Regions from separate parts of the Mus musculus genome. Here all the other regions are linked to region 1. A link is a loop called in an ENCODE intact Hi-C map of the cell type or tissue named here. Cell type or tissue: heart. All regions are shown on one strand.

What was found. Peaks named below come from ENCODE experiments on the same cell type or tissue, not always from the same donor. Only the 100,000 strongest peaks of a DNase experiment are listed, where the experiment ranks them.
Region 2: it touches region 1 in a loop (3-fold over the local background); 7 of 42 quality-filtered maps call a loop at or near these places.
Region 3: a loop joins it to region 1, with 3 times the contacts of the local background. A loop is called at or near these places in 5 of 42 quality-filtered maps.

Annotation. Positions count from the first base shown.
Region 1 is chr15:74,965,005-74,973,004 of GRCm38, forward strand. Gm28068 (a long non-coding RNA gene) reads left to right here and starts at 1,927. Exons shown (of 3, transcript XR_875428.1): 1 at 1,927-3,064. In heart, no CTCF peak of the experiment used is centred here; DNase peaks (open chromatin) are centred at 2,847 and 3,377; H3K4me3 peaks cover 937 bases; H3K27ac peaks cover 923 bases.
Region 2 is chr15:74,891,983-74,899,982 of GRCm38, forward strand. No RefSeq gene overlaps it. Among named protein-coding and RNA genes, the nearest start is that of Ly6m, 14 kb to the left of the region's middle. In heart, a CTCF peak has its summit at 4,512 (motif pointing right); a DNase peak (open chromatin) is centred at 4,579.
Region 3 is chr15:75,016,542-75,024,541 of GRCm38, forward strand. Gm28068 (a long non-coding RNA gene) reads left to right here. Exons shown (of 3, transcript XR_875428.1): 3 at 5,030-6,732. Among named protein-coding and RNA genes, the nearest start is that of Ly6a, 23 kb to the left of the region's middle. In heart, CTCF peaks have their summits at 3,236 (motif pointing left) and 4,810; no DNase peak of the experiment used is centred here.

The DNA.
Region 1 (8,000 bases):
CCAAGGCCCTCCAGTTTTGGAGAACAACTCCTGCCAAGGAGGTTGTCTGGCATTGAAGGGACTCAAGCGTGTCTGCAGTGGAGGCCATTGCCTGGTCAAGTTTGGTCTGGAAGTCGATGGCCAGATGCTGTGTTTGGACCAGGGCTGCTCTACCAGCTCCTGTCATGCCTAATGAGACAAGGAAACCCAGTGCAGCAAGCAGAGGGATGAAGATATCTCTCTCTCTCTCTCTCTCTCTCTCTCTCTCTCTCTCTCTCTCTCTCTCTCTTCCTCCCATCTGCAAGGCAAGTTCTTCAGGTTCATAGAGATAAATCTGGGAAACAATTATTATAGGAGTTGCAGGAGCCTTGAAAAGGGGTGGGGCGGGGGGCAGTGTTAATGCAGGAGCCTGTAGTGCTTTGCACCAGAGAAGTGCAGGGGGTTGATGTATGTTGATTTGGTGATGGTGTTGTAACAGGCACATATAAGATGGGGTTTTTGAGGAGGGTCCTACAAGGCAAAAGGGGGAAGAAATGCCCCACCTTTAGGTTGAAGAGAGGAATATCCTGTGCTTTCCTTGTGGGTAAGGGTCTATGGGTTTTATGGGAACAGCTGCTAATAGCAGTCAGGAGAGAGAAGCACAGAAAAAAGAGGAGTTTTTGGGAGGAGTTGGGGTGGGTCATTAAAGGAAGGAGGTCAGCTGTATATTGGATTTACTGTAGCCAGGAATGGGTAGCTTGGAGTTCCTTCTGAGACTGATTTTCCCATTGAAGAATATTAACATGCATAAAGATTGATTTGGAGGTGGGAAGGGGGAGTTCACGAGAGGCATGTAAGTTGGCTATGGGGTATTTGGCATAGCCATTATGGTAGAGTTTACCCATGACTCCTGTTCGACAACATTCATCCCACAGATGGCTGATGGAAAGCTGAAAATGAGTTTTAGGTTGGTGAGCATGGTGCCACTGTGGCTGGTTGGTTTCCACTCTGCAGCTCCAATACCTCCTGGAGACATTCACCTGTGTTTCAGTAAGGAAAGCAGAGGAAAGGGCTGTGTATAGTGGAGATGCCATCTGGGTGTAGGGAGATCTCAGTCCTGGTCCAACATGCTTCAAGTGGGCAATTCTGGGACCCTATGATTTTTGAGTGTGTATCTGTTGTAGGTCTCCCTAGAGAAGAATCTTTGATGGTAAGTGTTGGGAAGGCTAGAGAGAGGCTGGACATTAGCGGAGTTAGTATGAAGAATGACAAAGGAGAGGTGTCCCCTTCCTCCAGGCTTGAGTAGGCTAAATAGACCTTAAGTGCTTGCCACAGTTGGACCTTAAAGACCCAGGTGGAATCTTCCATCTAGCCCATTTGCAATTTCTTACAGGAACAGACTGCCCGCTGAGCTTACTTTGCAACTTAATCTAGCTGAAACAAAGGATGGGGTCTGTGGATTTTCCCTATATAAACACAGAGCTGAATATTAAATTTTGAGCCTTGATCAGAAACTTTGTCTTGGCTTCATCCTTCTCTTGCACCCTATCCTTTATCATTTCTAGCCTCCCTTTCAAGTAGACCCAGTTCTCCATGGCTGAAGGACAGCTACAGAGAAGGGAGGTTGTGTAAGGCACATGCCTGGGCAGCAGTCACCAGGTCATGAATGTCTTTCCAGGAGATCTTGTTCTTTTGGGCATGGCATCTCCTCTGCCTCCTCCTCCACCTCCTCTGTCCTTGATCTGCCAGTAAGAGGCAGGCTATCTTCTTGGTTGGTGTTTGACATTTCTGGCAGGAACCCAGATAGGAATAGGCTGATACTGTGGGAAAACACAAACGAAATCCTTCTCAGTTGTAAGGAGTCTGGTCCTTTCCAAATCCCATCCAAAGGATCATGACATCGTACTAAGATGGGGGTGGGGGTGGGGGTAGGGGTGGTTAATTTTGGTGTGTGCCAATGGAGGGAAATAGGAGAATGCTTAGAGTTTTTGTAGATGTTAAATATGCTTGGTGTAGTCATAACTATTGTTAATTGTACATGGGGGTAGGTGGTTGGCTTTTGTTTTAGAAGTTGAGCTTTTAGGATTTGATGTATTCTTTCTACTATCCCTTGGCCCTGAGGGTTGTGGGGAATCCCCGTATGGTGGGCAGTTTCCCATTGTGTGCAGAAAGTTTTGAACTGAGAACCAGTGAAGACAGGGCCATTATTAGTTTCTTTTATCTGTTGAGGAATGCCCTCTGAAGCTAAGTTCACCAAGAGCTGACAAAAAAAGGCTCTGTCAAAATCAAAGACACCCCAAATTTTCCTCTATCACCCCATCCTATCAGTTCTGATCAAGAAGTAGGGTCGCCCTGGAGGAGAGCTCCAAGATAAAGTTTCTAACAGCTTTATTTTACCAAAGTCCAGTCTCCCAACCCAACCTCCATCCCAGAGAACAGGGTGTTAAAGAAGGGACTTCCTTGACATTCCTTGGCACTTCTGAAGGACTGCCCCTCTTGTGAACCCTGTCCTCTAACCCCAAGTCTCTGAAGACTGTTGATGAAAAGGGAACGCTGTTGTGCGGATAGATGTGGTGTAGGAAAACAGCTATGGAGACTCCAACTCCTGGGCAGGTTTGCCCGGATGTCTAAGTAGGGAGGACAGAGGCTCCAGTGGGGGCCAGGAGTTCCAGCCAGAACTCAGCACCTGACTGTGAGGTGGGGCCTGACCCCTCTATGTGGACCAGAAGTTCTCCCTGGGGTACCTTCCAACCTCCCAGCCTCTGGCCAGCTGTGCTATTTCCAGCCCCCAGCCTCCACCCTCAGAGGGGAGTGGTCTGGGAATGTCACGGAGATGACATATACACTTCATCCCAGGCCTGGACAGAGGCCAGAGAGCCCTAAGAGGCTCTATTAGAGCCCCTGCTCCCTTCACTTCCGAAGGTCCCCATAGTCCTCTCCCTCCTCTAAACTTCAGGAAATCGAAACTCAAATTCTCCGCCTCTCCACCTCTTCCCAAAAGTCAGGAAACTGAAAGCTAGCTCCCGACCACCTCTGCCAATTTACTTTCTCTTCTCTCTCCCAGGTATCTTACAGCCTGTCTGAAGCCTGTGGTGCCCTGCCCATGGTGAGTCCTAAGTAGGACCCAGAATCTAAGCAGGAAAGTGGAATGGGAGTTCTGCCCAGTGAAAGCTCCCTTTGAAGTAGCTCTGGCTCCCCAAACACACAAGTCAGACTAAATCTTCCCTGGAGCGCTCAATGCCCGTATTACCCCCAAGCGCCCCTGGAAACTCCTATGGGTTGGACGGGAAGGGTCGGGCATCCTCCTCTCGCCCCCAGGGAGGGACAGTGTTGTTAGTGAGTGTAATAGCTCTCAGCGTGTGCTTGCTATGGGGAGATTCCATTGACTTGAAAGTTGAAATGCGCTCTTACTGCTTTGACAGCTTCTGCCACTAGGGGCGCGTGTGGCCAAGCCTGGAGCCCGGGTTTGAAAGCACCACCCTCCTGGGATAGGGTTAGTCGGCTTCTGCTTCTTCCGGCAAGCTGTGCCTGCCGGTGAATTAAAGGGGCAAGGGTGGCCACGGTGGCACATCCAGCTCCCGTGCTAACCATCAGCTTAAAGTCATTAGATGAAAATGAGAACACAGCCACATGCCACAATTGAGTGTCCCCTGCCCTAGAGCAAACTCCCTTCAGCCCTCACCCATAGGGCCTTTCCATCTGCTGGGCAGATGACTAAGGATCTTGGTCTAATAATTCCATCTTCCATTGATGAGTCTGCGGTTCCATCTTATGGCTTGAGTGTTGGAACATCTCTCGTGGAGGAGAAATGCACGGGCGCTAGGCTATGTTCCTTCCTCACAGCTGCCTTCCAGGGTGTCGGGGTACCAGGCTCCTGGGACCCCAACACATCACTCAGGGGAGGTGAAATGCAGTCTAAAATAGGGGTCCCAACCCATGTTTCTCCAGGTGAGAAATGGCAGGGGCTAGGACAGTGGCTGTGGTTCTCAAACTCCTGGGCACCCAGATGCCGCCGAGAACGGCATTGAGAATGGGGTTCCCATACTTCTGTGTATCCCAAGGCCGCTGAGGACTGCAAGCAGTTGGGAGAACAAGGGCCGAGGGCCTGTGATGAGGGCGTGTGGGGGCTCCAACTTAACTCAGGTGAGTGCCAGGAGTGTGCAGGGGCCTTCTACCCGAGACTTAGGTGCAGCTCTGTATGATGAAGGCTTCCCCCCATAGTGGTCCTTGATGAAGGAGACAGCCCTTGCTTGTCCAAACTGTTTATTCATGGCACATGAAGACTCATGTGATTTACTCAGGGTGAACCAGAGATTAAATACCTTTTGCAGAAAGGGACGCTTAGGAAGAATGCTCATTGGCTAAACACTCCGAGCCCCTAGATATCTCATTAGCATAGAGACCTCTAGGCTCTATGCTATGTGACCAGTTGTCATGGTCCTCTTAGTGGAGTATCATGGTCCTGTACTCTAGGACAGGAATCTGGTCGGAAGCTAGTCTGAACTGCGGCCGTTCTCAATTATGAGTTTTATCAGGGTTCTAAACTTTGCTACAACCTTGTCAGCTCTTCTGTCTGCTAGCCCTATACCAACCCTAGGGGTTGCTGGAATAGTACCACACCCTGATCAGTGGTGCAACCAGAATTCTACATGAAGTGGGTGCACTCTTTAATCTGATTTAAAATGGCAGGAACAGAGACCTACAAACTTTAGGAAAAAAACCAGACATTCTTGTGAAGGGATTCTGGCTAGCTCGAGCATGGCAGACATGGCTCTGGCAGGCCTTATGCTTCTCCCCAATTCTTTCTGCCTTGCTAAAATCTGTTAGATTTCATTCCTAAAGCTAGCTACCAAGGTCTATTCCCTTATTTGGCCACTTCCTCCTCCTGAGGCTGACGACCAAGGTCCAGCAATCAAAAGACCCCTTTGGCTCACCTAAGTAGCATGCTCAATTAAAATTAAACAGCTCATGCTAATATAGGGTTTCCCATCTGCCCATGGGCCCCACCTGTCTTCTCTCTATCCAGACACAGACCTTCGTCCCCCAAGACAAATGCCCCCTACCAGTCTCCCTTGCCCCTTATTCCTCCCCCTTGCCCCTTCATCCCTTGTCTCCTGTCTTTGTCTCTTATCCCTGCCTTCTGTCCTTCTGGGGCAAATACAACTCCTTTGTGCTGAGAACCTGGTCTTAGTGGTCCTGAGCCAACACTTTTTCTCTCAGCTAGGATCCTAGGGAACTCAGAGGCCGTCAAAGCCAGTAGTGTTCAAGTTCTCAGCTCTGAAGTTAAATAGGGAAATTCACAGGCAGCAGAGTTTTAGGGACATGATTATTGTAAATTCATAAGCGAGAGCTTATGAGACTGAGGGCAGAGCTCCAAAAAGCAAAAGGTGCTCCCAGGAATGGGGCTACCACTGGGCTGCTGGTCTGAGGGCTTTTGGAAGGACTGATGATAGAAATTGGGGTGAGACATGGAGACATGGAGAGGGATAAGCTGTTCAGTCAAGCTGGTCCAACCAAAAGGTGCCCAGGTTCCTCCTCTCCATTTTAGCTTCGTTCTCACATATAACTTCCAGGCAGGGGTGAGAGACAACGAGGAACCAGAAACAGGAACTCCTTTCTGGTGGCCCTGGTATTCTCCTGACCAGCTTCCATCTTCTTTTCTTCTCAGGGATTATGTGTCGGTCAGATCTCTTCTGTTCTTAAGCAAGTACCCCTATGCCCCATCCCATGCCCAGTACCAGTCCTTCACATTACCTTCCTCTCTCTTCCCTTGGGTTCCCCAGCCTAGTCTCTGGTTATAGCTCTCCCAGGCCAAGACTCCCAGACCTTGGCTCCTCATTGCTTGCTGGAAAGCAGCCTCTCCCTGGTAGGTCCTGAGTTTGAGTTTGGAATCCAGAGGTTCCCCAGCCCCAGCTCTTAATTTTAGGGAGGGGTGTAAGACTGGTGCCCTGCTGCATCCTCCTGTTGTCAGCCTTACCCTAACCCTGGATCTGATGAGGAAGGTGGTACCACAGAGACACACAGCCATAGAGGCCATTGACGATGCCCTGCCCTCCACCAGTTGGTGAAAACCCAGTAAATTCTAACTTTTACCTGCCTCCTTAGGAAACCCATACTATTCTTCTGCTGAAGGAATTTAGCAATAAAATGATCCCTAATGTCTTACTGCTATATCCATGGATTAGTGTCTGACTCAGCCCTCATCAGGGAAACTTTTTCTTGCAGTAGATGGGAACTAACACAGAGATATCCACAACTGGGCAGTGTGCAGAGAGTGAGAGACTTTGGAGCACTCAGTCATAAATGGGATGCCTCCATCAAAACCACCCCACCCCGCCCCACCCCTGCCTCCAAGACTCAGATATGTATGTGGAGATTGTAGGAGCCAAAGGAGATGGATGAATCCAAGGAAGAACTGATACACATGAACTCATAGAGACTGTCACAGCACACATAAGGTATTGATCAGATGAGGCCCCAGCACTGAGGAAGCAAAGTAGACATGGGCTCCCACCCCTAGCCAAGAAACTATCTGCTATTGATAACAGTTGGAAAAGGGCAAGCATGTTTTCTCCAATGGAATCTCACTGGGTTTGTCAGCCACGCATCAGGGTAGGTCCTGTGCCCAGGAATAGTTGGCTGACGCCAAACTCCGCGGCGTTCTTGTCATCTCATTCCACTTTGTTGGCTCGTAGTCTTCATATTGGTCTTTTGCTTGTTTATTTTGATTTCTCTTTGTGTGTGTGTGTGTTTTCATGGGGGTATTTGTGTGTCATTTTTGTTATTGTTTTGCTCATTTAAGAGAGAGAAAGAAGCTGGGCAGTGGTGGCGCACACCTTTAATCCCAGCACTTGGGAGGCAGAGGCAGGCAGATTTCTGAGTTTGAGACCAGCCTGGTCTACAGAGTGAGTTCCAGGACAGCCAGGGCTATACAGAGAAATCCTGTCTTGAAAAAAACGAGAGACAGAAAGAGAACATATAATTGGGTGTTTAGGGAGTGTTGTAGCCCCTGAATTACTGATGCTAACTCTCTGAGGTTAATTGTTCTGTATCTTGGGAGCCTGACCAAAGAGACTGCAGTGTTGTGTGCAGAAGCTCCTATTCTTCCTCTTGTCAGTGGCAAGCACAGTTATGCAGGCAGCTGGCTTCTGCGCTTAGGAAGGTAAGGACTGTTTCCTCCTCACCTCCTGTTATACCCGAGTCCTGTGGGACCCTACAACATCAACTGTCTCTGGCCCTGCTCCAAGATGCAGTGTATTTGTCTGTCAGACTTCTCCAGAGGAACAGAACTGATAGGATGAACACACATATGGAATTTATTAGAGTGGCCTACAGGCTATGCTTTGGCTTGCCTAGTAATGGCTGTTTCCCAGTGGAAAGGCCAACAACTGGAGAGCTTTTCATGAGACGAGATGTCTCAGTTGGTCTCCTGTGTACTTTGGAATCCTAAAGAAGTAGGTTCTGACACCAGCAAATTAGTGCATCAGCAGTCGAGTAGGTGAATGTGCCCTTGAGAGTGAGGATAAACAGGCAAAATGAAAGAGCTTCCTTCTTTCATGTCCTATAGGCTGCCACCAGAAGGTGTGGCCAAGATTTAGAGTGGGTCTTCCTACCTCTGCCTGGAGCTTCCCGGCCTGGAGAGGGAAGAGACAGGGCACAGAGTAGGACTCTGGTGTGGCTTTAAAGTCTGAGGGTCTCTGGCCGTTCTAACTCTCTAACTATACTGAAATGCTGATGATAACTTCTGAAAAGTTCTAAAAACTTTCTTGCTGTTTTCTGAGGGTTAAAAAAAAGCAGCTGACTTAGGTGATTGACACCTGTAGGTGTGTGTGTGTGTGTGTGTGTGTGTGTGTGTGTGTGTGTGTAAATAATGTGGCTTTCGTTCTATTCCCCTCAGGAACTGAATGGCTCTAACTTTCAGGTCTGCTAGTCAGAAGTTTCAGGAAGAAAAAGGAACACTTTGTAGCATTTGTTACTAAGTTGTTAAGAGTTTTCTATAAAGGTTATCTAAGAAAAGGGGAAAAACCGGCGAGGTCCTAAGC
Region 2 (8,000 bases), 73 kb before region 1:
AGAATGGCAGGTTCTAGAGTGGGCCAGCTGAGGATCCCAGGCACAGCCCAACCCCCAGCCCAGAGTGTGTTCCTTCAACGTGACACACTACAGACCAGAAAGGAAGCTAAGGGCTACTGGGAAAGAGGCCCATTCGTTTCCACAGTGATGGTAACGTGTGGCCTTGACTCCTTGATTCATTGGAGTGTTCCGATGAGTCACAGCACCTTGACAGCTCTACATGGGAACCTGGAAGTTAGTCAATCACCTGTGGCCCTGTCTAGATCCCTCCCTGGTCTCTGGCTTCTAGCCCAGACTCTATTCAAGCCCACGCCTAGAGGACTCTGGCCCCTGGAAATACCGTAACAGGTTTGGTTTGCCTGCATCTGCAAGGCAGTAGGGTGTTCTGTAGATCTGACATTAACCCCACACCCCGAGAGAAATGGAGTCATGACGGACAGCCTACTGACAACTCCCTGTGGAACCTGGAAGTTGTGCCTGAATTTACGATACATCCAGCCAGAAGGTCAGCCTGCCCTGCTTTGCTTCCAGAAGTCACTGCCCTCAAGGTGCCCTCTGCCTTTAGCCCCCATTCTGATGCTTTTTCTCACCCTCCACAGTCTATCAGGACCTACAACCTGTATTCAGAGGCTGGAGTGAGGCATGCACTGACTCCATGCCACTGCCTCCCACCTGTCAGACAGAGATAGGTGATGTCTCTTTGGACAGGTGAAAGAAAGTGGTTTACCAAGAGTGTTGGGCATGCTGCAGGCAGGCTCAGTGGTGTCAGCATTCTTGTCTGGATCCCCCAAACTGCCTCCAGTACCCCTCTCCCCTCTGAGGCTCCCACCTCCTCTCTGTTCCTTGCTGCCTCTTCCCCTCACTCAGTTCCTGCTCTCCCTGCTGGATTTGACCGGGCAACCCCACTACACACTCTCCATACTGCAGCTCTTTCCTTCCCAGTCCACTCCCTCCCTCTCTCCCATCATCCTATCTTCCTCCAAATGTCCCTCCCACACTGTTCCAGGACCAGCCAGCCCTTCCTGGGTGCCGCTCAGTCATTGTCCACCAGACCACTTATATCATTCCTCTGCCTCAAGCTGGCTCCTCTCAGGTCCCCATGTCACTCAATCATAGGCCTGGATCAGCAGAGTCCCTCTGGGTTGCCCAACCATGAGCTAGCTGGTCTCAGTGGCCCACAGTATACAGCCCCCTTTCTCACCATCCATGCTAGCTCTACTGATTCAGTTCCTGCCTCGTGACCTTCCTGCATCTACAGGCTTCCTATCCCTCGGGACCAGCAAAACTGGGAGTTGTCTCAGACACCCTTGGCCTCATTTAGACATCCCAGGTCCTGGGTGCACTCTGTATCTGGGGCTTTCCTGAGTACCTTGCTACTGTTGTGTTTTCTTGCCTATTAACCTATGACATGTGACATCATCCAGAAGGCACATAAAATGCATCTGTGCAAGGTGTATGTCCTATGGCTTTCACATGGTTATACCTGGACCATGTCTACAGCCAGCCCACGGTCTTTGGATCTCATCTGTTCTTGGATGGAGCTCTATCTTCTACCGAGTGGTACCTGGGCAGTGTGTTCTACATGTGTCACTGCTTATAACTATGCCACAAGGTCTTCATCTTTTCTTCTGTTGATGAACAATCAGGTTAATTCCAATTAGAAATGAATATGCTTAGTAAAGGGTTTTGAGAACACTTCCTTTTAATTTTTCTTGTGTACCAAAGTCTAGCATCAAATTGCCAGGACACAGGGAGGCTGGTGTTGACAGTATATAGTTGACAGTTGTTAGTATACAGTAACATAGCTTTCTGTTACTGTAACAAAATGCCTGTCACAATCAAGTTGTGAAGAAAAAAAAAGGTTTGTTTGGGCTCAGTTTCAGTCCATGGTCACTTGGCCAGTTTGTCTGTGAATCTGCGAATATCCTCAATATGACAAAAGAGACAAAGAGACATATATATATATATTGTGTGTGTGTGTGTGTATGTGTGTGTGTGTGTGTGTATACTGTCCATCATTTCTCTCAAGTCCAGAAGTAACTGGAACCCTGATAAGGCAGGGTTGATGAGGCAAGGAGGAACATGTGAGGAGGGAGTTGTGAAGGAGACACGAGGCCTGATGTGGAAGGAATGTGAAGCCTCACATGAATGAAGGTATGAGGCAGAATATGAGTGCGGGCGGGAGGGCAGGCAGGAGGGAGGGCTGCCTCCTGAGCAACTTGTGAGTCCTAACAGGAAGGGTTACATTTCTCTACTAAGGTTGTAATCTACCCTGTCCAGACAGCCCCCCTGAGCAAAATGGAGGACTCCCATCTCTTAGTGGGGCTTTGTCTTAGTCAGGGTTTCTATTCCTGTACAAAACATCATGACCATGAAGCAGGTCGGGGAGCAAAGGGTTTATTCAGCTTACACTTCCATACTGTTGTTCATCACCAAGGAGGTCAGGACTGGAACTCAAGCAGGTAGGAAAGCAGGAGCTGATGCAGAGGCCATGGAGGGATGTTCTTTACTGGCTTGCTTCCCCTGGCTTGCTCAGCCTGCTCTCTTATAGAACCAAGACTACCAGCCCAGAGATGGCCCCACCCACAAGGGGCCTTTCCCCCTTGATCACTAGTTGAGAAAATACCCCACAGCTGGATCTCATGGAGGCACTTCCCCAACTGAAGCTCCTTTCCCTGTGATAACCCCATCCTGTGTCAAGGATACATACATATACATACACATACACGCACGTGCGCGCACACACACACACATACATGCATGCGCGCGCGCACACACACACACACACACACACACACACACACACACACACATATATATATGAAGTGTATGTGCACAAGCTGTTTCGTTAACTATTGTTTAAGAGAGCTGTTTTCTAAAACATCTGTAGCATTGAAGAACTGTAGCTCTGAGATCCTCAGAGATCTCCTCCCTGCAGCACTCAGTGCCTAGACAGGGATCCTGCTGATCCACCCCCCCATCTGTTCTCGGCTTCCCTTCATCCATCCCTGCATCAGGGCCTGGACACTCCAAGGGAAGATGTGGACCTCAGAACTCAGCCCTGCTCCATCCTTCCCCGCTTGGTATGCATCAGTGCCTGGACATCCCAAGGGAGGATGCCAAAAAAAAAAAATTAATTAATTAATTAAAATAGAGAGCCGGGTGTGGTGGAGGACTCGGGAGGCAGAGGCAGGTGGATTTCTGAGTTTGAGGCCAGCCTCATCTACAAAGTGAGTTTCAGGACAGCCAGGGCTACACAGAGAAACCCTGTCTCGAAAACCAACCAACCAACCAACCAACCAAACAAACAAACAAACACAAAGAAAGAAAGAAAGAAAGAAAGAAAGAAAGAGAGAGAGAGAGAGACAGAGAGAGAGAAAGAGAGAGACAGAGAGAGAGAGACAGAGAGAGAGGAAGGAAGGAAGGAAGGAAGGAAGGAAGGAAGGAAGGAAGACAAAAAATCAGAACCGCAGGGCAGAGGCATCTCGACTGTACCATGCTGACTCACCATCCCCACAGGCTGCCTGGTGGGACAGGCTTTCATTGATTTATCTGCCAAGGTGAACCTAGCAAGATGGAGGAGTTTGGGGAGATGCTCCTCTGTGGCAACCAAATGGACTTCTCTTTGCAACCATGACAACCAAATGGACTTCTCTTTGCAACCATGTCACCCTCCCCTGTGGCAAGGCCACAGATATGTAGCTGCAGAGCACAAGTCTGTTGGACTGGTGGAGTGTTTTTCTATCTCTGAGGTGATGGAATGGCTGCTGGACCGTGTGCCCAGCCATGATTCAAGACTCTAATGATGGAGCTGATAATTTAAAAACCCACCAAGCGGTTGTGGGGACTAGAGGAATGGCTCAGTGGTTAATGGTGTACACACTGCTCTTACAGATGATATGAGTTTAGTTCCCCAATTGAGTTACCCTAGGGAGGCTTGAAGCCCTCAGTTTATCCTAACACACACATTCCACCCTCCTACACACACACACACCATTCACACATACACCATACACACATGCACACCACATACCACATTAAACAAACACACACACTCATACTTTGTTTCTCTCTCACAAACACAAACACACCATTATACCATGTTCAGAAGCAACACTCATGAACATACAGGCACACCACATACAACATATTTTGCAAAGCATGCATAACACACGTACACACCTTTGTACATCATACACACAATATTCATACAGGGATTACATATAAATGCAGATCACATACCACAAAACATCATTTGTATAGCACAGGATATGTAGAAACCTTCTATATAGAACCACACCATATACAACACATGGACCAGACAGGATATAACACTGCACACATACTACCCACATACTGCAAAAGGCCCCCACACACATCACATACACACCATGGGCTTACACTTTACACTACAAGCACACCCATGCACATAGTTCTTTGAATTCTATTCAAATTATTTGCTGGCTTATCACATGGCCAAGACTGAAAAAATACCATGGATGTGAGAGCCGTTGCCACCAGGGGGCGCATGTAGCCTAGCTCAGGACCCTGTAACATCGTGGGAACTTCAGCTCCACCTGGGAATTACACAGAGCCCAGAGCTAAGCCTGATTCCAGCTGCCCTATGTATGAAAAATAGGAGGGGCTGGGGGTGAAGTGAGGGTGGTGCTTTCAGCCCTCGAGCTGGCCACCAGCTTAAAGCCACGGGTCTTGCCACGGAACAGCAGGAGACTACAGAATCACGCATGCAACCCCTCTGTCTGCCCAGCAGTAAGCGGAGGATCTTGGCACAATGATCCCCAGAAACTAGCCTGGAGTCTCAGCTCCCAGAATACAGAACCAGAGATAGCAATCACAGGGCCCCAGCAGATTCCCCGGGGCCCCAGGATGGGCTCAGAGACTGTTCTAGAAGTTTCTGCTGCTGTGACAAAGCACTGACAGACTCCAACTTGGGGAAGGATTTATTTACTTACTGGCTACAGTCAACCATCAGGTGAATCCAAGGCAGGAACTAAAAGCAGCAGAGGACCGCTGCATAATGCCTTGCTCTCCTTGGCTTGCTCCGGCCCAGGCCCACCTGCATAGAGATGGCCCTGCCCATCGTGGTCTGGGTTCTCCCACATCAATTACTGGGTAAGACAGTGCTTCACATGTTCACAGTCCAACCTGATAGCATCTGTTTCTCAGTTGAGGGTCCCTTTCCCAAATATGTCAAGTTGACAACCAAAATTAGCTAACACAGAGACCTTCCTGCATTCAGGCTGTCCTTCCAAGTGGAACCTAGAAGCCGCCTCTGGTGTGCTGGGCTCTCCAGTGCCCATGAAGACTGGCAGGGGTGTGGGTGACGTGGGGGGGGGGAGGGCTTGGTCGAGAAGGGGAAGGAGGGAAGAGGATAGGTCCAAGCCCCCAGTGGGAAGTCCAAAGGGGCCCAGGGAGCCCCTAGAAACTGAGGTACCAAGCCCAAGCTGTTCATAGCCGCCCAGTGTGTAGAAGACTTAGCATCTCAATGAGAGACCTAGGCCAACAGACTAAGCACCCTTTGAGGTCACAGCAGGGTTTGGAGGGAGCAGAGGAAGGTCCTCTGGGGAGGATCCTCAGCTGGCAAGAGCAGGAGACAGAAGTGCCGAAAGGACTCAACACCGCCAAAGCCCGAAGAAATATGTCTGTGGGTGCTGGAATGCAGTGGGTTCGTGTGCCTGGGCCATGAAACAGATGACTAGGACCTAACCTAATCCAGCGTGGGCAGGGCAGGTGGCTCCACACTGGCACCTCACCCTAGGCCTGAGAGCCCGCCTTTGTTCTCCCCACCCCCTCACCTCCCTCCTCACTTCTGGAAATGAAACTCTGCCCCAGGCTCCTCCCCTCCCTCCCAAAGCCCCGCCCTCAGCCTGGACTCCCTCTTCTGCTCTCCTGGCTACCACCTCCCGTGGGAGGATTCCAGCAGAACCTACGGGCTTGGCTAAGCCCCTCTGGCACGTGGAAAGCCAGGATGAATGGGGATACATGAAGGAGTGGACAGAGCCAAAGTTTTACAGAGCCATCCTTAACCCCAAGAGACAGATGGCCACCAAGAGGGTAGGAGGGTAAGGTCAGTAGAGCCTCCAGGCAGAGAGCTACAGTAGGAGCCACCAGTCGGTCGGGCAAGTAGGTTGGGCAAGTAGGTCGGGCAAGTAGGTCGGACTGCCCAAGCTGCTTCGCTGATTCTGGGCGTAAAGCGCTTGGTCTGGTACGCTCTAGATGTCCAAACGGGATTGGCTTGCTGCAACCCAAGAATGCACGAGGCCAGTGACCCGCCTCTTCAAGCCCTCCTTGATGTCCCAGGTCTCCGATGGCAGGCAAAGTCCACCCCCAACTTCCCAGGACCCCGCTTTACTTCCTGGGGGCTCCACTTTTCTTCTCTGGGCCCCTTTGAATGTCCTCGAGAAAGACTACAGGGGCTTCTGTGAGGGCCTGGGGCTCCCAGTAGCTGTTCAGACTTGTCTCTCTGCTGGAGTTCAACACAGACTCCTGGAGAATGGTTCTCAGAGGTTCCCACACCCTTCCCATTCACCACTGAGGGTCGCGCAACCTACTGGGGGCCCCTCCCAAAGTCCAGAGCCCATCTCTAATTACCAACAACCCACTTCAGACTGAGTCCTGCAGCTTCATCTCTGAGCCCATCTCAGGGTGGGTGGGATAGGAGGTGTCGGCTACAACTGGGGCAAGGTCACAGGGACCAGGTGACCCTGGGTTTTGTTGTTGTTGTTGTTTTGTTTTTGTTTTGTTTTGTTTTGTTTACAGGGTTTTTATTATTGTGGTGAAACACTATGACCAAAGCAACTTGGGGAGTTTTATTTGGCTCCACATCACAGCTCACCACCGAAGGACACCAGGATAGGAATCAAAACAGGGCCAGAACCTGGAGCCAGGAGCTGATGCGGAGGCCACGGAGGAGTGCTGCTTATTAGATTGCCCATTATGGCCTACTCCACCTGCTTTCTTATAGAACCCAGGATCACCAAGCCAGGGATGCCACCACCCACAATAAACTGGGTCCTCCCTCACCAGTCACTAATTAAGAAAACACCCTACAGCTGGATCTTACTGAGGCATTTCCTCAAAGGAGGTTCCTTCCTTCCAAATAATTCTAGCTTGTGTCAAATTGCCCTAAAACTAGCCAGCACGCCTGGCTGGTATTCACAGTCGGGGCTCTTAAAAATATTTAATACGATTTTGGGTTCCAAAACAGAGAGTAATTCATGTAGGAGGATCCTAGTACCGAACACAAGAAGGAGCAGGTGACCCCAGAACCAACAGAGGCACCTCTGGTTCTCACACTGGGAGGTTGAGAATGTAAGAAGCAACATGAGGCCTCTGTGACTGAAGGCAGCCGCTTGGGGCAGGAGCAAGGGATGGTTAGGGACACCTCTGACCGCCCACAAAGGCCTTTGCATCAGTAGGACAGTGTATCTTGTTTATCACCGTTCACAAAACGCTCTTCCTGCTGGGGTAAAAAGGCCTCGCGCCTCAATCTAATCCTTAGACTGCTTAGTTCAGATCCCTTATTTCAGCTGCAGTCCTTCCAGCTGTCTGTCTGCCATCTGTGGCCTGGAGAAGACCTGGTCCCTGATTGAAGAGGTTACATTTGCGGTGTAATACAACTCTGTCCTGGCTTCCTTGCTTCTGAAGGCTCGAGAGCATCATTGTGTCCAGAGTTCCCAGTGGATAGCTGGCCTGTAGTCACTCAGAATAGGACCCACCCACTCACTCTCAGAGTACACACTGGGGTCCTTTGCTGAGTCAGTGGGGCAGACCAAGAGTCCATGAGTAGGCTTAGGGTGAGCCTGTGACCAGGTAGAGGGAATGCTAGTATCCATGCCAGCAACACTGCCCAAGCCTTCCTCGGCACTGGCTGGCCTTTGCTGCTGTGTTCACTGCCTGGTTAGGGTCTTGGTTGGCCTTCACCTTTATCTGACCTCCTCTTCGGCTTGCTGTTGTCGGCCTTGGACTTACTCTTGGTC
Region 3 (8,000 bases), 52 kb after region 1:
TAAAGCAATCTTCCATCCTCACCAAGTAGGTTTTATTCCAGGGATGCAGGGATGGTTTAATATAAGAAAATCCATCAATGTAATCCATTATATAAACAAACTCAAAGACAAAAACCACATGATCATCTCGTTAGATGCAGAAAAAGCATTTGACAAGATCCAACACCCATTCATGATAAAAGTCTTGGAAAGATCAGGAATTCAAGGCCCATACCTAAACATGATAAAAGCAATCTACAGTAAACCAGTAGCCAACATCAAAGTTAATGCAGAGAAGCTGGAAGCAATCCCACTAAAATCAGGGACTAGACAAGGCTGCCCACTTTCTCCCTACCTTTTCAACATAGTACTTGAAGACAACAAAAGGAGATCAAGGGGATACAAATTGGAAAAGAGGAAGTCAAAATATCACTTTTTGCAGATGATATGATAGTATATATAAGTGACCCTAAAAATTCCACCAGAGAACTCCTAAACCTGATAAACAGCTTCGGTGAAGTAGCTGGATATAAAATTAACTCAAACAAGTCAATGGCCTTTCTCTACACAAAGAATAAACAGGCTGAGAAAGAAATTAGGGAAACAACACCCTTCTCAATAGTCACAAATAATATAAAATATCTTGGCGTGACTCTAACTAAGGACGTGAAAGATCTGTATGATAAGAACTTCAAGTCTCTGAAGAAAAAATTAAAGAAGATCTCAGAAGATGGAAAGATCTCCCATGCTCATGGATTGGCAGGATCAATATTGTAAAAATGGCTATCTTGCCAAAAGCAATCTACAGATTCAATGCAATCCCCATCAAAATTCCAACTCAATTCTTCAATGAATTAGGAAGAGCAATCTGCAAATTCATCTGGAATAACAAAAAACCTAGGATAGCAAAAACTCTTCTCAAGGATAAAAGAACCTCTGGTGGAATCACCATGCCTGACCTAAAGCTTTACTACAGAGCAATTGTGATAAAAAAAAAAAACTGCATGGTACTGGTATAGTGACAGACAAGTAGACCAATGGAATAGAATTGAATACCCAGAAATGAACCCACACACCTATGGTCACTTGATCTTCGATAAGGGAGCTAAAACCATCCAGTGGAAGAAAGACAGCATTTTCAACAATTGGTGCTGGCATAACTGGTTGATATCATGTAGAAGAATGCGAATCAATCCATACCTATCTCCTTGTACTAAGGTCAAATCTAAGTGGATCAAGGAACTTCACATAAAACCAGAGACACTGAAACTTATAGAGGAGAAAGTGGGGAAAAGCCTTGAAGATATGGGCACAGGGGAAAAATTCCTGAATAGAACAGCAATGGCTTGTGCTGTAAGATCAAGAATTGACAAATGGGACCTCATGAAACCCAAAGCTTCTGCAAGGCAAAAGACACCGTCAATAAGACAAAAAGGCCACCAACAGATTGGGAAAGGATCTTTACCTATCCTAAATCAGATAGGGGACTAATATCCAATATATATAAAGAACTCAAGAAGGTGGACTCCAGAAAATCAAATAACCCTATTAAAAAATGTGGCTCAGAAATGAACAAAGAATTCTCACCTGAGGAATACCGAATGGCAGAGAAGCACCTGAAAAAATGTTCAACATCCTTAATCATCAGGGAAATGCAAATCAAAACAACCCTGAGATTCCACCTTACACCAGTCAGAATGGCTAAGATCAAAAATTCAGGTGACAGCAGATGCTGGCGAGGATGTGGAGAATGAGGAACATTCCTCCATTGTTGGTGGGATTGCAGGCTTGTACAACCACTCTGGAAATCAGTCTGGCGGTTCCTCAGAAAATTGGACATAGTACTACAGGAGGATCCAGTAATACCTCTCCTGGGCATATATCCAGAAGATGTCCCAACCGGTAAGAAGGACACATGCTCCACTATGTTCATAGCAGCCTTATTTATAATAGCCAGAAGCTGGAAAGAACCCAGATGCCCCTCAACAGAGGAATGGATACAGAAAATGTGGTACATTTACACAATGGAGTACTACTCAGCTATTAAAAAGAATGAATTTATGAAATTCCTAGCCAAATGGATGGACGTGGAGGGCATCATCCTGAGTGAGGTAACACATTCACAAAGGAACTCACACAATATGTACTCACTGATAAGTGGATATTAGCCCAAAACCTAGGATACCCAAGATATAAGATACAATTTGCTAAACACATGAAACTCAAGAAGAGTGAACACTGAAGTGTGGACACTATGCCACTCCTTAGAATTGGGAACAAAACACCCATGGAAGGAGTTACAGAGACAAAGTTTGGAGCTGAGACGAAAGGATGGACCATCTAGAAACTGCCATATCCAGGGATTCACCCCATAATCAGCTTCCAAACGCTGAGACCATTGCATACACTAGCAAGATTTTATCGAAAGGACCCAGATGTAGCTGTCTCTTGTGAGACTATGCTGGGGCCTAGCAAACACAGAAGTGGATGCTCACAGTCAGGTATTGGATGGATCACAGGGCTCCCAATGGAGGAGCTAGAGAAAGTACCCAAGGAGCTAAAGGAATCTGCAACCATATAGGTGGAACAACATTATGAACTAACCAGTACCCCGGGGAGTTCTGTACTTTAGCTGCATATGTATCAAAAGATGGCCTAGTCGGCCATCACTGGAAAGAGAGGCCCATTGGACATGCAAACTTTATATGCCCCAGTACAGGGGAACGCCAGGGCCAATAAAAATGGGAATGAGTTGGTAGGGAAGTGGGGGGGAGGTTATGGGGGACTTTTGGGATAGCATTGGAAATGTAATTGAGGAAAATATGTAATAAAAATATTAATTAAAAAAAAAGAAATGTAAAGTTTCAAGAGCCAAAAGGAGGACTTAAATAAACAGAAATTTTAATTAAAGACCTGGAAAAAAAAAAAAGAAGGGTGCACCTCCTAACAGTGCCACTCCCTGGGCTAAGCATATACAAACCAGTACAAACAAGAACATACGATTGAAGATAACCCAAAGCAGCTTTTTAACCTTCACATTTTGCAGCCTCATGTGTTGAAGCCCTTAGTCCCCAGTGTCCCTAGTGTCTCAGCTGTATTGCCACAGGGCTATTAACTAAGACAAAATGAAGCCATTAGAGCAGATCTTAATGTACTTGAATAATCCCTGAGTAGAGGAGATTAGGGCATGGACTTGTGGAGAGATAGCCACGTGAACTGGGGGAGAATCTGCCACCTGCTGGCCAAGCAGAGGAACTACCTCTGTCCACAAGGCTTTCAGGATCTTGCCTCCAATCCTTTGTAAGCCAGTCTGGCCTTGAACTTGAGGTCCTTCAGTGCTGGGATCACAGGTGTGTTCTCCACGCCCTGTTTTCCACACCCTCTATTGAAGGATTTACCTGGAAAGGCAGAACCATCAGGAAGGTTCTGTAATAAGCAGGAAGATCTAAGTGGGAAAAGTCAGCCAAAATGCAGGCTATGAGGGCAGCACACAAAGCCATGGGTGTTTTCTATAGACTATCAATGAAGAGCAAGAAGAAGTGAAGGCAACAGTTCTTTTTACAATAACTTAGAGAAGAAGAAAACACCTAGGAATATGTTTAAACAAAGTGGCACAAGCTTAGGACATTAAAAGTAGTGAAAGAAATGAAGGCAGCTTAAATAAATGGAAGGGTTCTAGGCTTAAAAATGGGAAGGATTTTAAATTAATTAATTAATTATTATTATTTAATAATCAAGTATGTTTATGTGCACACATGGATGTGACAAGTGCATGTGTGGAGGTCACAAGGCAACTTACAGGACTTCTACTTTGTGGATTCCAGGGCTCAAACTCAGATTGTCAGGTGGAGGGTGGAGAGATAGGAGAGAAAGAAGGGAAGGAGGGAGGGAGGGAGGAGAGGGAGTAGAGGGAGTAGAGGGAGGAGAGGGAGGAGAGGGAGGGGATGAAAAAGGCAAGGAGTGGTTCCTACTGAAATTCACATGAAATTGGAAGAATCACAGAATTTGCTGGTGCAATTCTGTAATCCCAGAACTCCAAAGCCAGGGGAGATAGGATCAGAAGTTCAAGAGCATCCTCAACGTCTTAGATGTTCGTGGGTTACTTGAAATTCTGTCTCAAACAAAAGAAACGAAACAAAATGTTCGTGGGTTACTTGAAATTCTGTCTCAAACAAAAGAAACGAAACAAAAGAAAACAAAAAACCAGTGAAATACAAACATAAAGACAGGAGCAAGCAGAGTCCAGAAGCCCAGCTCCTATACATGCTGGGGTGATTTTTAACAGTAGTACCATGTCTGTCTGTGTCGACAATAATAGTATTTGCACATCTGACAGGGCTATACACAGAAACCCTGTATCAAAAATGAAAAAAAAAAAGAAAGAAAGATGATCTTTGGGACTCTTATTTCCTCTTTTCTGGGACATCTGGGTACCATCAGAATAGAGTAATCCTTACCTCACACACCAAAGCAATAAAAAAATTATTAAAGAAAATAATTAAAATCAACTCAAATAGATCCTCAGTTTCATCTCAAGAGCTAAGCAGTCACTCAATAACAAATTCTTCGGCTTTTAAGGAGAAAAGCTGCTTAATTTTCAGTTTTTGTGCTTCTTTGTTTCAGATATTGCCTTTCAAAGAAAACCACATAGAACCAGCCCAAAGCACCTGTCTTCACTCCTCTAGACAATAAACTCGCTGGTTGTCATGCTACATTCGGCCTCTAGGGGAGCTCATCTCTGCAGTTGAATTTGGGATTGAGGCTGGGCCTCTTCTACCTTGACATAGAGCTCAGCCTCCAAAGTCTAAGTCTCTTCTTTATCCTCCAGCTTTATTTAGAAAGATGAGCTTTGAGCAGTGGTGGCACATGCCTTTAATCCCAGCACTCCGGAGGCAGAGGCAGGCGGATTTCTGAGTTTGAGGCCAGCCGGGTCTACAGAGTGAGTTCCAGGACAGCCAGGGCTATACAGAGAAACCCTGTATGGAAAATGAGAAAAAAAAAAAAAAAAAAAGAAAGATGATCTTTGAGACTCTCATTTCCTCTTTTCCAGGCATATATGAGCAGTTTCTTTGGGGCAAAACCACTGCATTCAGTTACAAAACTACAGTTGTTACAAAACAGGAGAACTCCATGTCTTACACCAGAATCCAAGCAATAACAGAGACCCCGGACTTAGGAAAAAAGCCTTAAGCGGCTGTGGTTGTGCTGACCTGCAGTCCCAGCGCTGGGGACAGGCGAGCAGGAAGAACATGAGTGTGAGCCCAGCCTGGGCTGGGGAAGTGGCTCCTGAGGAAGAGCACTTACTGTTCAAACAGGAGGACGCATGGCCATAATCCCTGTGCCCAGGTAAAAAGCCCAGCGCGTCTGTGCTCTCTGTAAGCCTGCCTTTCTGTAGCTCAACAGGCAATGTCACCATCCCTCCACATGCAATGTCACACATATTGTGCACACACTCTTCACCCCCTCCCCCAACCCCTGACTGTCTTCCCTCCATCTTTACAAATTCTGTTCTGTATACTTTGTGTAAACAACCCCAAGCAGTGCACACCTTCTGGGCCTGGCTTCTTTCACATAGTCTAGGGAGCATGCCAAGTTCTGACCACTTAGCACTCTGTTCCTTTTTATAACAGAACCATGTCCCATTGTAGCCTGACTTTAGGTGAATCTGCCTTCCCAAGGGGGGGCTGTCTCTTGGCCAGGTGATTGACAGACCCAACTAAACTAAATCTCTTCAAAGAGAGAAGGGAAGACAATGATATAAATGTTCTATTTGGAGCACCTAGAATGCCCTTTCTCTTCCCAAGTCCAGGGATAGTATATTCTTTGCACTGGGCCTTAAGTAATGGCAATCCAGATGTTTACCAGGAAATGGAGGTGGGGACTTCAAAGGAAAGTTGCAGCAAAGGAGCCTCACCTTGCACTGAATCATCTCCAAAGCTGGTAATAGAACAGAACGGCTGAGACTGTGCAGTGGTTACAATGTTGCAGGTTCAGGGTTATTGTAATTTATCTTAGGATTTATTTACCACCCTTAATGGCCATTCCTTGGCTACTTCTCTTCTGATGTAACATCCTGTGACTAACAGAATCTTTAGGACTGCATTTTAACACCCTAGCTTCCTCCTACCAGAAGCCCGTGAGTCATCAGATGCCACCTGGAGCCTATAGCAGAGGTGTCCTGAACCCCTTTACCTGCCGTTTCCACTAGTGTGCTTGAAAAGTACCTTGATTTAGAACTTTCTTTGTTGTTACTATAAAACCTTCATCACATTGATACATGGAACTTGAGGTTGTTTGGTTTCAGACTCTGGATACTAGGGACTGAAGTTCATATTTTACATATTAAAGCAGACCTGGCCTCTACATTATCCCAGCATCCCTCAGTCCTTACCTGGCATTCCCTATCTCCAACCCTGAATCTTCCAGCCCAGAGGCTAAGCTGCCCTTCCTGAGAGCCTCTTCCCTATATAATCCAGATGGTATGGTCTCTCCTCCCCCTCCTTCGCTCTCTCCTACTCTCCTTCTAGCTCTTCTTTTCACTATCCTTGTGTTTCCAATTTCCTTGCTCTCTCTTTCTCTCTTTCTCTCTTTCTCTTTCTCTCTCTCTCTCTCTCTCTCTCTCTCTCTCTCTCTCTCTCTCTCAGCAACTTCTTTGGCCTTGGTCTTTGGGGCCAGTGAACCTGCCTGAGAGTACCTTTTGAATAATCTGCATACACACACACACACACACACACACACACACACACACACTCACACACATATCTATCTATCTATCTATCTATCTATCTATCTATCTATCTATCTATCTATCTATCTATCATCTATCTATCTATCGATATAAATAGAGATAGATATAGGCACAGACACAGATACAGATATAGATAGTTTCTTTCAACACTGGCAGAGAAATAACTTATCAGATTTAACCGAAGGCTTTCCTCCGGATCACCCTCATTTATATTTGGCTTCAGGATGAACTCTCTTTCATCCCCTTTGAGGTGAGAGCTGAATCTTTGTGTGAACAGCTTCAAAGCTTCCATAATCATTAAGACCACTGTAACAGGTATGACTGGAAGCTCACCAGAGATGGCCATTCACGCATTTACACTGAGTATAAATCCAATTGAAAGTCTTTATTCCAGACATATGGGACCGCACCCAAGTATTGGGTACCTAGCTGTGGCACTGAGTGTCTAGAATATAGAGCTTTTAAAGTCTGAAAAAACATCCTGTCTTCTTAGGCACAGGGACATGGAAGAAGTAAGCAGTTTGAAGCAAGGGATCTTAAGGGGAGCTTAGCCAGTGGGGAGGTGGGGGTGAAACTAAGGAGGGTGAGAAGGTTGTTTCACATAAACCTGTAGTTTTACTGAAGGCTTGGATAAGTGACCTAGGACATCCAGAACGTTGGTTCCTAGAATAAAGCAAGGTAGTTTTCAATGGATTCTCCATGAAGGAGATCAGATTCTGGTTAAACCTGGAAATGGCCTTACCGAGGGCACAAGATGGACGGACCTCAGCACTGTCTTGCCTGATCACACAGATGGATAGAGATACAGAGCAAGGGTTTTCAGAACTAAAATGGACTGACATTTGTAAAGCTCTAACTCACATAAATAACAAGATAAAGAGTACGTGAGAATGGCCATGAGGCTGTGAAGGGAAGGATCTAGTGCTTATGATTGGCCAGGACCCAGCACCAAGTACCCGCACATTATTCACATAAAAGGATCCTACAAAGAAGCTTCCCCATGGCTGCGGAACCTCAGTCTGATACACACTGTCAGGTAACTTGGGGAGAAGAAGTTCACTACCACAATTTAGAGCCAAATTCAAAACAAGCTTAATTTTTATTGGGTGCATATGAGAACTGGGTAGTGACAGTTATGCTTTATAAAAAGAAATAGAAAACCAGGGATATGTTTGGTGGAGGCTTGCTATGGTGGGAGGTAAGCAGGTGTTTTTGCAGGCCCATGCTGAGGCATCTTTTCCCCTGAGATACCATCATATCCAGTACTCCCATC